2 separate regions of the Homo sapiens genome follow, and region 2 is linked to region 1. A link is a loop called in an ENCODE intact Hi-C map of the cell type or tissue named here. Cell type or tissue: sigmoid colon. All regions are shown on one strand. Links, peaks and the distances in the headings refer to the core of each region. The heading gives the core; the rest is flanking DNA.

Evidence for each region. A loop is a pair of places that touch in the nucleus more often than their neighbours do. Peaks named below come from ENCODE experiments on the same cell type or tissue, not always from the same donor. Only the 100,000 strongest peaks of a DNase experiment are listed, where the experiment ranks them.
Region 2: a loop joins it to region 1, with 2.3 times the contacts of the local background. A loop is called at or near these places in 1 of 110 quality-filtered maps.

What each region holds. Positions count from the first base shown.
Region 1 is chr5:147,665,787-147,673,871 of GRCh38, reverse strand. JAKMIP2 (janus kinase and microtubule interacting protein 2) reads left to right here. Exons shown (of 22, transcript NM_001270941.2): 2 at 1,918-2,194. The coding sequence starts at 2,066. Among named protein-coding and RNA genes, the nearest start is that of JAKMIP2-AS1, 110 kb to the right of the region's middle. RefSeq lists an enhancer at 825-2,024. In sigmoid colon, for the core only: no CTCF peak of the experiment used is centred there; a DNase peak (open chromatin) is centred at 4,551.
Region 2 is chr5:147,747,240-147,754,528 of GRCh38, reverse strand. All of the region lies in intron 1 of JAKMIP2 (janus kinase and microtubule interacting protein 2), which reads left to right. Among named protein-coding and RNA genes, the nearest start is that of JAKMIP2, 32 kb to the left of the region's middle. In sigmoid colon, for the core only: no CTCF peak of the experiment used is centred there; a DNase peak (open chromatin) is centred at 2,908.

The DNA.
Region 1 (8,085 bases), core at 1,713-6,712:
GAAATCAAATATATAGAGAGAAACCTGTTAGATAGATATATATATATATATGTGAATTTACTCACTCACTACCTACTTGAGTTTAAGTACTATCTTATTTATCCTTTTGCCTATTGGTGCTGGTCACACAAATGTTCAATATGTGCTTGCTGAATTCATTCCAAGACTAAAAGCAAAAAAAGATGGCCTCTCAGAGACCTCGCAGCCCTGCACTTTAATAATTTGGCCAGATTTGCAAAGGAAGCGTGAAGGACAACTCCAGCATCTAGCACAGGATGGAATGTGGTGGACAGTTCTATGACTGCTGCCGACAGTCTCATCCTTCCTGTCTCCTAACCTCTCCCTGCCCCCTTCCCCCAGGGACACACTCCAAAGAGCATAGCTTCAGTGCTCATGAGCAGATGGCACAAAGCCCAGGATCCCAGCATGCTTGTCAGTGCTAGATACAAGGGTCTTAAGAGAGCAGCAGCTGCCGGAACATATGGGTGGTCAGCAGGAGTTCCCCTTAGCTCTGGACTGAAGCTCCTCAACATACACAATGCCCAATTTTCTGAAAGGTTGCAAGAGAAGCTTTCTCTAGGATCTTGTCATGTTTTTCCCATTGACTTTAATGATTTAGTATTCCTATTTTTCTGGGCCCCTTGTTCCTATGAAGTATTCAAGAATTTGTAAATCAAGACACATCTGCCTTCCCCCACCCCTTTTCTCTCCTCTTGCCACAATTCTGATTAGGCTTTCATCATTCTTTACCTGGACAAATTCAGTTGCCTTCTATGTGGTCTTCTTGCATTCATTCTCTCTCCATTCTGCCACCAGAATAACCACACCAAAGTACTGCTCTGTTAGGGCACACACCTGCCAAGAACTTCAATAGCTTTCCCATTGCTTGCTGAAAAAAGATTCCAACATTCTAAGCTTGGAATTCTAGGCCTCCCCGCCATCTATCCTTTCCAGGAAACCTTTCCAATATTAGTGCCCATCAACCACATTTAGGGGTGTAATTAATCAGGCCCTATTTCTTCCCACAAATAGTCACTGTGATTTCTCTCTGTTGTGTCTCGGCACCTGCTTTTTTCTTTGCCCAGGATGCTTCACCTGTTTCTCCATCTGTTATCATCTTACCCACTCCTCAAGTTCCAAGCCAACGGTGTCTTCTTCAGCGAGCCTTTCTTATTCAACCCAGGTGGAAAGACAGTTTACTGTTTATACTTCTGAAACAATTCATGCCTATTTTTTAAAAAACTCTTATCAGATTATGGATGGTGACGTAGATAGATAGATCGTTGATAGATAGATAGATAGATAGATAAATTTTTTCCCATTGGAAGGCTGACTTATTTTTCTATTTCCAAATTCTATACCTAGCACAGCATATGGAAAGAGCTCTAACAATATTGACTGATTGAATGAATGAATGAATATATGAGTGACTCAGTTAATCCGGTGATTCATTTATAGTTATTCCCCACTTCTCACAGTTTAGCTATTACATGTAATCCTGTCTCTATACATTGGCTTTTCTTAAAGTTGGGTCTCTCTGCCTTTTGAGGTCATCACATAGGTGACTTCCTTTAACGACCATGTTCCTTATGTTTGGAGTATCAGTGAGTGACATGGAGGAGATGAGGATAGAAGAGCGAGCAGTTTCAGGTAAAAAGAACACTCCAAGACATGAAAGAGTGAAGGATGAAGGATTTATGCTTCAGGTGAAGGATTTTAAGCAAGATATTGATATAATTAAATTAGCTATTTGAAAAAAAAATCACTCTAAACTCACGTACAAGTGGACAGGAGATACTGAGGATAGGAGAGCCTCAGGAGGAGGCTCTTACAGGTAACTCAGGCTGAGAGTAGACTGACTGGCACTTAGACCAGGTCTTTGCCAAAACAATAACTACTATCTCTGCCTCTTCTCAGGGCTTCCAGGGCAGCGATTGAGGAGACCTTACCAAGGAGCACCACACAGTAGATGCTGAGACATCGTACTCCAGGATAAGAAACAGTAACATGGCAGCACCTGCTTGAAAGAAATTAAAAACCAACAGACTCCATTTAGAAAGGAACAATGTCCAAGAAAGGGCGAAATAAGGGCGAGAAGCCCGAGGCACTCATTGTTGCCCTTCAAGCTGCCAATGAAGACCTCAGGACCAAGCTCACAGACATTCAGATAGAGCTGCATCAAGAGAAGTCCAAGGTGAGCGAGGGCTACCTGAGGTCGTGGCATTAAGAGCAGCTCTGGCTGTGTCCACATGCAGCGAGCACAGCTCTGCCTGCTGGCCTACCCCAGTGGACTCCTGCCCTTTGCCAGAGAGGGCAACGTCCCCTGTAAACATGGAGAGCTTATTGCATGTGGCAGGAGGGAACTGAGCACAGGACACACAGAAAGTGAAAATAGCATACTCACTAGACAGATCTTAGCCTCCTCTGGAAGCCCGGTTCAGGAAGCCAGATATGAAAATTCAGACAGTGTCCCTTACCACCGCCAAACACTTAATAGTTGCATGACCTTGGGCAAGTTCCACTCTTGCCCTCTATAGGTTATTAACTCCCAGAGCATTCAGAGAAGTCCTTCTGAAATGTAGCACATCACGTTACTCCACTGCCCAATACCTTCCAAGGGCTTCCTATCTCTCTTAGACTCAAAGGACTTTCTCTACCACTACAGGATATTAGCTCCATCCCCCTCTTTGACTCATCTCCCACTTCTCTCTCTCGATCATTCTGTTTCCTATTTTTGCTGGATCAAGAGAGAGACCCCAATCACATTTAGGGCCTTTGCACTTGTTCTTCCTGGACAGCTCCATGCTCCTTCACTCACCTCTTTCAGATGTCTGCTCAACCATCAAGCATCTGACCACAGTCTCTAAAACAGAACACTTCCCCATTGTCAGGTACTCCCCATAGCCTATTCTTAGCTTATTTCATAGTAATTCATACATTTGCTTTTTACTTGTTTAGTGCTGTCACTCCTCAATCTCTACAAAAGCAGAAATTCAGTTTACTTAGTGTCCCTAGAGCCTAAATAATATCCAGAACTTAAAATCTCAATATGTATTTGTTGAATGAATAGAGGAATAATTTAAAGATGATGCATTCCTTATACCTCAGTTTCTTCATCACATCACAGCTGTACTGAGGTATGAATTAGATAAGTATATTATGTGCTTATGAGGATTGAACAAAAAAATTTACGTCAGGTGCTCAGAGAGCTGCCTGACACATAATAAACTTGCAAAACATTATAATATTAGTATTCTTTTTAATATTCATAGATTTAAGTCAGTTGCTAACTAGACTTAGAAGTCTCTTTACTTCTCTCAATCCCATCGCCTAAATGCACAAGCAAACACACATCTCACCAAGGTGGTATGAATATCAGAGAGGGTCATGTCTAGGAAAGCATTTTGAAATCTCCAGCATTCATAAGATGTTTTCGCTCCTTGCAAACCAGAGACCACCATGACAGCATAAAGTTGCCTTATTTAGATAATTATACAGTAAGAAAACATTCTTGATCAATAAGCAATAGTCACAAGCCAACAAATATATTTATTCCATTTTTGTCTACCTCTTCTTCCTTGACATCATTATTAAATTTTAATTTGTTATTTCTCCCAAAATCTATTTCTCTTCATTTTAACAATAATAAGTGGCCTTTGGATCTGCCAAAGCCTCTTGCTCCCTGCCTTAGCTAAGCCTTGACCTTAGATAAAGAGACTGTAATGTAAAGTTTGTGAAGAAAATTTTTTAGTTTCCTTGAAGCCAAAGGGAACATGATGTCATTTTAGAACAGCATTTGTTTGGGAGTCAGAAGACACGGGGCATTATTTGTCTTTATCTCTCCTTGGAGATGAATTTAAATGTCACAGTGTCTCTATCTGTAATTCAGATGACTGAATCTGCTTCTCCATATTTGTGCTTGTCAAGCATCACTGTGCAATGGTATAACCTGGGGGACCTGATTAAATATCGAGATTCCTGAGGCCACAATCCAAGAATTCTGATAAAGTAGTGAGGTGAGAACCAGGACTTGTAATTCGGTAAAGCAGCCCTGGCAATTCTGATGGACTACAGATGCAGATGACTTCCAGCCTTCGTGTTGACAAACACTCGCTGTAAGATTCCATCCAGGTCTGACAATCTCTGAACATTTCATTGGCCTTAACTCTCCCTGCAGCAACATCACACTTCAAGGGAGGCAGACTCCTTTAATTGCAGTTATGACAGGATGACAATCTACATTCCTAGGAAGAAGCTTGTCAATCTCGAGACTGGGAACCCTAAACTGCTACTGCTTTCCAGAGAACAAACTGATGAGATTCTCAGAAACAGAGGCTCTGAGGACTTCAACACTGCCAATACTCCACATATTCAAGCCTTTTAAAATGGGTAACTCTCAAGTTTGAACCAGGCTGCCTGTTTATCTTGGGCCTGGCACCGTTGTCTAAGCCCGCAGGCCAAGCATAATCTCCCCTTCCTCTAACAATTGACTGGCAGCCAGCCTCTTAAATGAGAGCACACAGCCTCGTCCTTTTCTCTGCTGGCTGCCCCTGCCTGGCTCCCTCTCCTTGGCAGTTAATTACGGTCCCAGCTCAGGAGCTAAAGGGAAGTCTCATTGCCTGTCAGCATCCTTCGCCAAAGAGCAAAGGGAATTTAGAGGGCAAACAAGTCATAAAGCACTTTTATTATAAATAAATAGGATTGTATTTTCAAAGGGCCAGGCTTTAAGAGAGAGAATATGAACAATGCCAAGGTGTGAATTTATACTCTCAGGTTGGCTCTGAGGCTCTGATGACAAAATGACAGTTCAGCTACTAGGGAATGGATAAGTTAAAAAGTGGAAACCTTTGGGGTAATGGGGCAGTATTCATTTATCCAGCAAGACAAATAATCCCACTGATATTTACAGAACAGCCATTGTGTATAGAGCCAAATTTTAAGACCTTTGGGCTGATAATATAAATAGCTACAACTTATTGAATGTTTACTATCTGTCATGGGCTGATAAGCACATTTCATCCTGCCAGAGTCCCAGCTGCTTCACTAGCACCTGACTGGCCTGGAGAAGGTTATAAAACCCCTCTGTGTTTTTCCTTCTTCATCTGTCAAATGGGACAATAATAGTATCTGCCTCACAAGGGTGTATGTGTGAGTGCTAATTTTTGAGCAATTAGTTTGTGTCAAGCATGTTAAGTGCTTTCATGCCATTATCTCATTCCATCCTCATTTCCACCTGCTGAGGTGGGCATTGTCATCCCTACTTTACAGATGAGGAAACTTCCTGGCCTGTAGGAGGTGCTCAAAATTACTTGTTGAATGAAATCACATGATTCTCTTTAACAGCTTTCCCCCAAACCCTGTGGCATAAGTACCGTTACAGTACTCACTTAGGTGAGAACTCCAGGCTTGGGTAGAGAAAGGATTTCCACCCAGATCTGTCTGCTTCTTGGAGCAGCACCCTGAGCCACTAAGTTGCGGTATTTGCCCCATTTGTCTCTTCTATGGACACCATGAGTGCATGATCCATTGGTTAGTGTGTATGAACATGCCACGGGCTGCCCCAGGGCTTTTTACTCTCCCTCAGAGATAAACTATGGTTTCGTGAACAGCATGGGCACAGTGACAGAGGGAATGAATGGACAGGAGCAGGGAACAGGGTTCTCAGGGCAGAGGCAGAAGGGCAACAGGCCTGGGTTGCAAGACTGAGAATAATCAGCTCCAGACAGGAGCTGTCCCATTGGCACAGCCCTTCAAACTGCAAAGCATTTTCACATCGAGCCTCACAACCATCAGAGCAAGCCCGTGACAAAGACAGGGTGCAATTACTATTCTGCCTTCACTGAGGAAGAAAATGAGGTTCAAACTGTTTAACTCATTTGCTCCAAGAGACACAGCTGGTGGAGGAGCCGCGATGGGAATTCCTGTCTTCTGTAAGATGGTGGTGATCAAGGTAATGCTCACTGTCTGATTCAAGGCATCTATTGCCTCTAGGGCATTCTCAGAAAATCAACCAACATTTTCTATCCTCGAGTGACTGTCCCCACAGCCTCCAGATACAGGTACCAAATTTGGGATGGGGTATATTTTCCTATCTACTCCTTTAGTTCTATTTTCAGGAAGCATAAGTAGCTGAAAACAAGAAATTTTAAAAATAGGATCCTTTGCACTGGATTGTGTAAGGTTGTATAGGACTTCCCTTGTAAGCAATCTTCCTAGAGCGACTCCTTCACACCTCTTCTCTGAGAGTTGCTTTGTGCCCATGAAAATCCCTGCCAGTTTACTGTGTTCCTCCAGGAACATCCAATGCAGATAATCCAGGCCAAAGTTTATGTTAGCTTAGCTTGCCTTGATAACCTCTCAACCTTTTCCTTACCTTTGACTGAGCTGTCCAATTTTTAATCCTACATTTCTAAGATCACTTTTGAAGCTCAAATCATCACTATCTTTCTCTTGGCAGAATTTACATTGGCATTTTGCAAAGGCTAGACCAGAAGTAGGACAGAATAGAAAAATACAACATGAGGTCTGTGCAAGATAGTCATAAATTCTTTTTTCCCTGTCATAGTGTAACCTTTCCTTGGTAGGATTAAACTTTTCTAATGATCTTTTTTCCCATAGAACCTCTAGGGTAGAAAGGATTTGGAAACCCATCATTCAAAGCCCTACCGAGTGCTCTCCCCTTCACCCTGCCCCACCCCGCACCACTCTTTAGGCCCATACGCACCCCAAGTGTCTTCCACGTCAAGATTAGATGCTGCCAATGCCAGAGAACACAATACGTACTGAAGAAACTCAGCTTTATCTTTGAACATCTCTTTCTGTTGGAAAAACAGTTACCATCTTAATAATGTAATATAGTAATGTTAGTCTTATCAGGATGATATGGGTACTTTTATATTTATGTTGTTGGTATTAATGTAATAGTGTATAATATTAATATATACACAGTATTTATTAAAATTATATTATAATATCCACCATGTATTAATAGTTATTAATCTCTAATGTGTTCCAGCTTTTCTAAAGAGCTTTTGATCCATTGCCTATATCAATCATCACAATAGCCGTAAGAGAATGATATCGACAATCCCAGTTTTCAGATGAGAAAACTGAGGCTGACAGAGGTGAAGCAAGGTTTCAGGTGCAAATACGAGGTGTCCAAGGTTTCAGAGCAAACAAGGAGGTGTAGGAACTTACCTGGAGCCAGCTCCTGGCCCACAATGTACTTTAGTGAGTCTTCTTTACATTGTTCTTATGTAAAGACTGTTTCTCACTTTTCTTATCACAACTTGTGATGAAACAAAGACTTCCTACATCATAGAGCCGCCCGGGAGGTTAAATGGACTGATGTGTGTAAAGCCTGTTTAGAAAGTTGCCTAACTCATATTAAACCCTCAATAAATGCTAGCTATTATATGGTTGAGCTGAAATTTTTCTCCGTAAAACATCTCCATGTATCAAAATTGGTTTCTTTCTTCTACTAAATAATTTTCTTCATTTCAAAGTATTATCATCTTTATATTTTCATTGTTACTCAGGAATAGTTTATAATTTTGTATATTCATTTTAAGATTTATATTAAGATTTAAATCTATATCCTTAGTGGTGCCATCTGCACTGCAAATAATTTTCAGAAAATTTTTATTGGCCTTTTTCCCCAAAAATTTCAGTCACATTGTTTGGCTTTTCTTCAGAATAAAACACTTCTTCCAGACTTAAAAAGAAGCCATAACTAGAAATCCTGCAAAAAAATGTCAGTTTTCATGACAACCAAAATAAGTAAACATAAAAACATGTCAAATGTTACTCAGTTCCTTTGAATTTTCTCTAGTTTTCATGGATTATTTTAAGGGATAGACAGTGTTTGTTTTTGTTTTTGTCTTCAGGCTGGAATACATGTTTCATGCACCTGTATTTTTACTTTTTTAAAAATAATTTCCTTCATCTCCTCTTCAGTTCTCAGGCAAAAGCTTTGAGTTGATAATTTGGGGTAAATGACAGAATCATAGGAAGATACAATTTGATGCACCTCCAGAGAATTTGACATAAATAATTTTAGATCAAGGAGTATCTCCTATTATATCC
Region 2 (7,289 bases), core at 912-5,911, 81 kb before region 1:
AGCTTTCCTTAAGCTAGACTTCTCTCAGCTCTGCCACCATGTCCTCATTGTTAATCATCCTTTTATCTTAGTTCCCAGGGTATTTTGTAATCCTTCTATTATAGCATGTGTCTCGATATATTATTTTTATGGGTCTTCCTCCTCCACTGGAAAGATAGTGCTCCTGGGCAGAGGCAATGGCTTATTTGTTTTGTATCCTGGGGCCCAGGACACATCCTGGCATATAATAGTCATTCATTAATTGTTCACCAGATTGAATTTGTTGGACACTTCAAACATCCTCTTGCTTTAAATGTTTCTCCTTGTTACAAATTAGAGGTTGTTGTGCTGAAAATTGAAAAGATAAGCCAACGATAGCATTTTAATCTCCCTTTTATGAAATTATTTAAGTTGGAACCATCAGTAGAGTAACCTGTCACCATAAACCAAAGGTAGTAACAAGAATTGAATCTTTAAAAAGGGGGAGGAGAAGCATTTAATATCTTTAATTCTAAAATCACATGGTTTGTTGGCACAGTGATGTCAGTGATGTCAGTGTAGTTGCATCATTGCGTTAGGAGGACTACAGGAATTCATTAGCCACTCAGACAATATGATTTGGAGTTTCACTCTGGTCATCATCTGAAAATGGCTACAGTGTTCCAGACCAAAAAGTAAGTGCCTAGTGGAACCTTTAGCTATTATAAGAAACATCTTTAGCAAAAAAAAAAAAAAAATACATTCTGCTGAGCACATAGGCACAATGTGTTACACCAGACTCACCAATAATATTTACTAAGGGGTAGATTAGCTTTTCTACCACAAGGAAGATGGTTAGTACACTGAGGAATGTGTGAGTGGTAGTTGCTAAGACCGAATTCTTTAATGCCTGATCTAGAACAATGAGCAGGCATTAAAGAATTTATTTTATGTTTAATGGAGAAACTTCATATTTATCAAATAAACTGGATTTTCAATTTCTCTTGAAAAATCAGACTTGACCATATCGTGTGGTTGCATTTGCACAGAGCAACGCTCGGTGGCAGCTGAGGAGCCATTGCTCACTTAAGGAAGGTCATTGCCTTGCCAGTCACCATTATTCAGTACATGGTCCCCTTCACACATTCATATTTCCTGACTCAACCCTGTAGGAAAGGCATCTGTGCTTTTCATCCTTTCCTCTAAGCCTCAGTTTCTAAATCTGTATGTAGAATTAATATAGCAGCAACTAGCTTGAGGAACTCTTGAAAAGATTAAGTAATGTAACTTGTATTAAGTGCCTTACTCAGTTCCTGATGCCATTGTAAGTTCTCAGTAACCGGTTACTATTTCTTCACTTCAAAACCAATATTTATTGAGCTTCTACTATGAGTCAGGTGCTGGGGTAGAGACGGAAATCTAATTTTGAGCAATTAGAGGCATGGTCCCTGCCTTGAGAGTTTGTGGTTTAGCATCCAAGGAAGTGCCAGCTATAATGCCATTGGTCACATGGCTTTTGTTTGTGTTATAGAATGAGGAGGAGATAAAAGTCATTGGGTTGCTTTGCAATTTCTTGTGCTGGACTGAGAAAATAACAACAGAGAGGCCCTATAAAAAGGCATTTTAAACTGAACATTCTCCAGCAGTCCTTCATTTTCACTCTTCCCACAAAGCTGCCCCTCCCCCAGAACTCCCCATCTCAGCAGATGGCCTTCTTATCCACTCAGTTGTTCTAGCCAAAAAGCTAGAAATATTTTGAGTCCTCTCAATCCTCTCCTCTATCTCCCTTGATGTTTAATTCACCAGCAAATTTAGTTGTCTCTTCTTGCAAATCATGTCCTAGATCTCTCCATCTCCCCATATCTATAGTGCCACCCCGCACCATGGGCCAAGCCATCATCACCACCATCACTTCCACCAAGGATAACTGCACAGCCTCCTGCTGCCATGCAACCAACTTTTCCTCCAAAGGCCCAGTAGCAAGTATTTTAGGTTTTGTGGGCCTTAAGGTAGGTCTCTGTCACAACCACTTAACTCTCCTGTTGTAGCACAAAAGCAGCTATAGACAATATTTAAATGACTGGACATAGCTGTGTCCCAGTCAAACTATTTACAAAAGTAGGCTGCAGGCTGGATTTGGCCTGTGGGTCATTGTATTATAGTCAGGGTGATCCTTGTTAAAATGAAATATGGTCATGTCACTCACTTAACTCTAACCCCTGCAATGATTTCTCAGGCACTAAGTTTACAGTACTCAGTTTGGTCTGCATGGCCTAGTTGATCCAGCACCCCTTTTGGCCCCAGGCACTCCATACTTCATCCAGATTTTTAAACAAAACGAGGTAATTCCCTTGACAGGGCCTCTGTACTAATTGCCTGGAATTCGCCTTCCCCATCTCAGCATGACTGATTCCTCCTTATGTATCAGATGTCATCCCTGAGAGAAGCCTTCCTGATCCCAATGCAGACTCATTCCAAATGACAACTTACAGTCATCCATTCCTCTATTTTATGTTCTTTTCTGTAGTACTCCCCATCATCAGAAAGTCTCTTATTTATTAATTTGGTTGCTTTTATATGGTAGTCTGTATTTTCATACTAGTTTATAAGCTGACGGCAGACTTTGGCTATTGCTTGACTGCTCTAACCCAGATCCTCAAAAATACTTTTTGGAAGGGAGAATAAACAGATGAGTACTCTCTATCAGTGTAAGCCACAGCACCACTTAAGCCTGCAGTCCTACAGAACCTCATCCATCAGGGCAGGCCACACCTTTATGCCACCCTCCTTGCCCAAATGTGCCAAGTGTGGCTGGCCTAAGGAGATGGAATTGTAAAAACTTTTTCGACCAGAAAGAATTTCAGAAGGAAAAAGAGTAAAATTCCTCTAACAAAGAGCCTGTGTTATTGCTGAGCGCACACTGCTTTTGGCTGTGTAGCTGGTCTTTGTCTCCCTGTGGCCCTGTGCCCTTGCTTAATGTCTAGAGGGAGGTACTTATGGAAGAGACTCCTAATAAAGACACTTTACAAAACAAGGGTTATGTGAAGGGGGTGGGGGGAGGGGGAGTAATTAATTTTTCTTTTTGTTTAAAGTAGGAAAGCCAAACTACATCTCCCAAACACACCACTTGACTTGAAAGAGATACAAAAGTCCTTTCTCTTAAAAGTCATCCATGTCGGGCATGCTGGCTCACGCCTGAAATCCCAGCACGTTGGGAGGCGGAGGAGGGCGGATCACGAGGTCAGGAGATGGAGACCATCCTGGCTAACATGGTGAAACCCCATCTCCACTAAAAATACAAAAAAAAAAAAAAACAACAACAAAAAAACAACTTAGCCGGGCCTGGCGGCACGAGCCTATAATCCCAGCTGCTTGGGAGGCTGAGGTAGGAGAATCACTTGAATCCGGTAGGCGGAGCTTGTAGTGAGTGGAGATCATGCCACTGCACTCCAGCCTGGGCGACAGGGTGAGACTCCGTCTCAAAAAAAAAAAAAAAGTCATTCTGACTTTTAACAGGGAAAATATAACCATCACTTGTATAGGTGGATGGGAAAGAATTTAATACAAATGTTAGTGGATGATTCTACTTGGGCTGCCGCAATAGAAAACCACAGACTGGGTGGCTTAAATAGCAGAATTTTTTTCTCAACAGTTCTGTAGATTGGAAGTCCGATGTCGAGGTAATTACAGGGTTGGTTTCTGGTGAGGCCTTTCTTGCTGGCTTGCCAATGGCCTCCTCTCTGTGCACTAGGAGAGAGATCTCTGGTGTTTCTTCCTCTCTTGATAAGGATACCAATATTATCAGACTAGAATCCCACTCTCAAGACCTTCCTTAACCTTCATTACCTTCTTATCTCCAAATACAGCCACGTTGGGATCGGGGTTAAGGCTTCAACGTATAAATTTTGGGAAAACACAGTGCAGTTCATAATAGAAACCTTCAAATGCTGCAATTTCATGTAATATAGGTTTCTTTTGTGTGTGTGTGTGTGTGTGTGTGTGTGTGTGTATTTTCTGGCACCATGAGTGATATCTTCCTTGGGAAATGGGTGTGCTTACTCATTTTTTCTTATTGGCCTTCAGACTTTACATCAGTCTTAATCTTGCAGCTCTTAACAAATTAGAGATGAGAGTCTCTAAATAAGTGAGTATAACATGTGATCTCTCCATGAGACTGGAGAACAAAGGAAAACCCTCCCCATGGGGCCTTTATCACACATCTTAACAACACAAAGGCGTCATATGAGGATTGTGTCCCTTGGGTTAAGAACGCAGCTGTTTACCACAAAATGGCCTCCTTCCTGCCATTTCTCACATGCTTGGCCCTTTCAGAGCACCTTTCCCAAGTGAGTGTTTTATTTTCTCTTCCCTCATCTTCACTTAAGTTTATTTCGCAATGGTTGTGATCTTTCCTGAGGAAGATATTAGATCTAGACGTGTAATTGCTGGGATGATAAGGAGCTATTCTGTAATTATTTGACTTTTTAAAAATCAGTTTTTATTTATGAAGCAAACTTGCTGAGTGCTAACCATGTATGAGTCATGATCCCAAGTAGTTTTCATGAATATTCTTTTAATCCTATCAACAAACCTAAAAGGGAAATATTATTCTTATCTTCTATTTATAGATGGGGAAACTGGTTTGGAATGGATAAGTCAAACCAACAAACAAAAACATTTATAAGTATGGGGCAAGATAATCAGCTCAATCCAATTTCAGGGCTGAGCTTCTTAACTATTGCAACAGTTTTTTCTCATTCATTGTTCATCCATAAAGGAACTGGACTCAAGCCTCCTGCCATTATAATTTAAAGTGTTAGCATATATGCAAAATATTTTTATGCACCATTTGATTCTTTATAATCCAACTTCCAATGTGACATTGAATTCAGTCCAACATTTATTAGGCATCCACTACTTGGAAGACATTTCTAGGTAGGCGATGGTGTATAGGGCAGGGTCCTACTCTTCAGGTGACTGGCAGGTTAGCAGGAGTGTGTGATATATGCACAACTCACAGAGTGTCAAGTGACACAGAAGTAGCTACCACTAAGAGAACTGGAAGAAAAGAAGAGTAAGGGAATAGCTTCCACTAGGCAGGATGTTGTTTTAGGTAAGAGCCAGGGTTTGACTTCTAGCTCTGTCACATGTAAGCTGTGTGACTGAACAAGTTTCTCTAAAGCAAAGTTTCTTCCTCTATAAAATAAGGATTAAAAAGGGTTCCTTTTGCTCATTCTGCTGTAAGAATCAAGTAGGATAATGCATGAGTAGTGTTGAGTACTATGCCTGGCACATAGTAAATATTCAATAAATGTTAGTGAATTTTTTTTTTTTGCTGTTATTGTTTAGCCCTAAGGAAAATTCCTAGATCAAAAAGACAACCAGTTTGTCTATATTGCAGAAAATAAGAGGCTTCAAATTGACAAATTTATATGTGTGTTCTAGATGTCACTTATCAGCCATGTAACTTAGGACATGTTTTCAACCTTTTTGAGCTTCAATTTTCTCATCTCTTAAGTGGGAATGAAGCGGCATCATTCATCTGAGGTAATAACCGAGGTTCGTTGTCTCATGCCAAGGAAACCAACAATGCAGACACACGAAGAGTGAGGTTAAGAGTGGAGGTTTAATAGGCAAAAGAAAGAGAAAACCTCTGTCTTCCAGAGAGAGGAGTCCCAAGCAGGTCTTCTGGTTCACAGTGAAATGCAAGGGGTTTTATGGATGAGCTTGGGGAGGTGGTGTCTGATTTAGATAGGGCACAAAAGATTGGTCAGACCAAGTGTGCTATTTGCATAAGGTATGAAAAACTGGTTAGGGCTAGGTGTGCCATTTGCATGGCCACCCCCACCCTAAGCTTTTATTTTGCAGATGGGTTCTCTACCTGGCCAGTGCCAGGTTGCCTGTTTCTTTATTGTACATGTGGTGACAAAGAAAAGGAAAGACAGCATCTCCATGTTGAACATACCTGGCCCTCGGGTAGCCCTTTTCTATTGGCACAGCTGCCAGTATTCATCTGTGCAAACTTCCAGCTTGCTTATCTATGTCTGCAGCTCAATTTTTCAAGCTGCTCTTTGTTAGAAAAGAAATGATTTGGGGCTGCTTTTTGTTAAAAGGGAAATTCTGCCGAGGATTCTTTTACCCTCGCTATCTACCTAAATAATTTCCTTCTACCTCCTGTATCAGGAATAATGATGACATCTACCTTGTAGCATATTGTGAGGTACTATAATAACAGCATCAGGTATTTATAATTAGAATTGGCCAGAAACTGTTCTGTGGGATTTATATATATATATTATTTCACATATTCCTCATAGTAACTCTATTTGGTATTAGCTGTATTATCATTATCCACATTTCACACGTGAAGACACAGAATGTCAATAAACATCCAAGCTCATACAGCCAACAAGAAGTAGAGCCAGGATTTGAACCCTGGCATTCTGTACTCTACAACATTATGTTATACTTTTATCATTTTGTGAGATAAGTCTATGAAACCTTTAGCAGAGTGCTCGGAATAGTCTCAGCATTCAGTCATTCAGTCAATGTTCCCAATTATTGTTATCAATAATAAAGTATGGAAAAATGGCCCCTCAGAACAGGCAGCAGATGAGATGCACCTTGAAGAATATATGCCAGCAAGTCAATAGTTAAGCAACCAAAGTTTTGAGAGGATTTTTGTGTTTACACATTCTAGACAAAGTAGATAGCTTATGCAAAGATACAAAGGCAGGAAAACACAGGGCATATAGGAGAGAACAGTGGGAGTTCAATTTGGCTAGAGCATAGCATGAGGGAAGTAGTCTGGAACAATAAGCCTAAAAAAGGTAGGCTGAGGTGAAATGCTGGGGCAGTTTAAATAAAATGTATGGAATCTGGTGATTCCTTACATTCTTACTGATTCTGAGTGGACAGTCTCTCAGGTAGTAGTTTTGATGGCACCTGGAAGATGGTCTGCGGGACACAAGAGCCTGGGAAGGAGAAGACTAGTAGCCAGCTATGGAATTTGTTTATGTGACTTATAATGGGGTCCTGAGGTAGACCAAGTGGCCCTGAGACTGCATCAGATCAGAGTCAGCTTCTTTCTATTTAGCTATATCTTTGACAGTTACCAATTGTTATTGCTTGAATCCTCATGTTTTCAGGCCCAGCTGTGCCCGTGTTGTAATTTTTAATCTTTAACTGGTTTAATTTACCCTCAGAACAGACACTCTTGCTGGCTAGGTAGAAGTGACGTTTTAAGCATTTTTCTTGTAGGGATGTTTATATGTGTGATGATTTCCACCTTTATCCCCCACTGAGAAATGAAGAGCAGATCATTTCTGTGG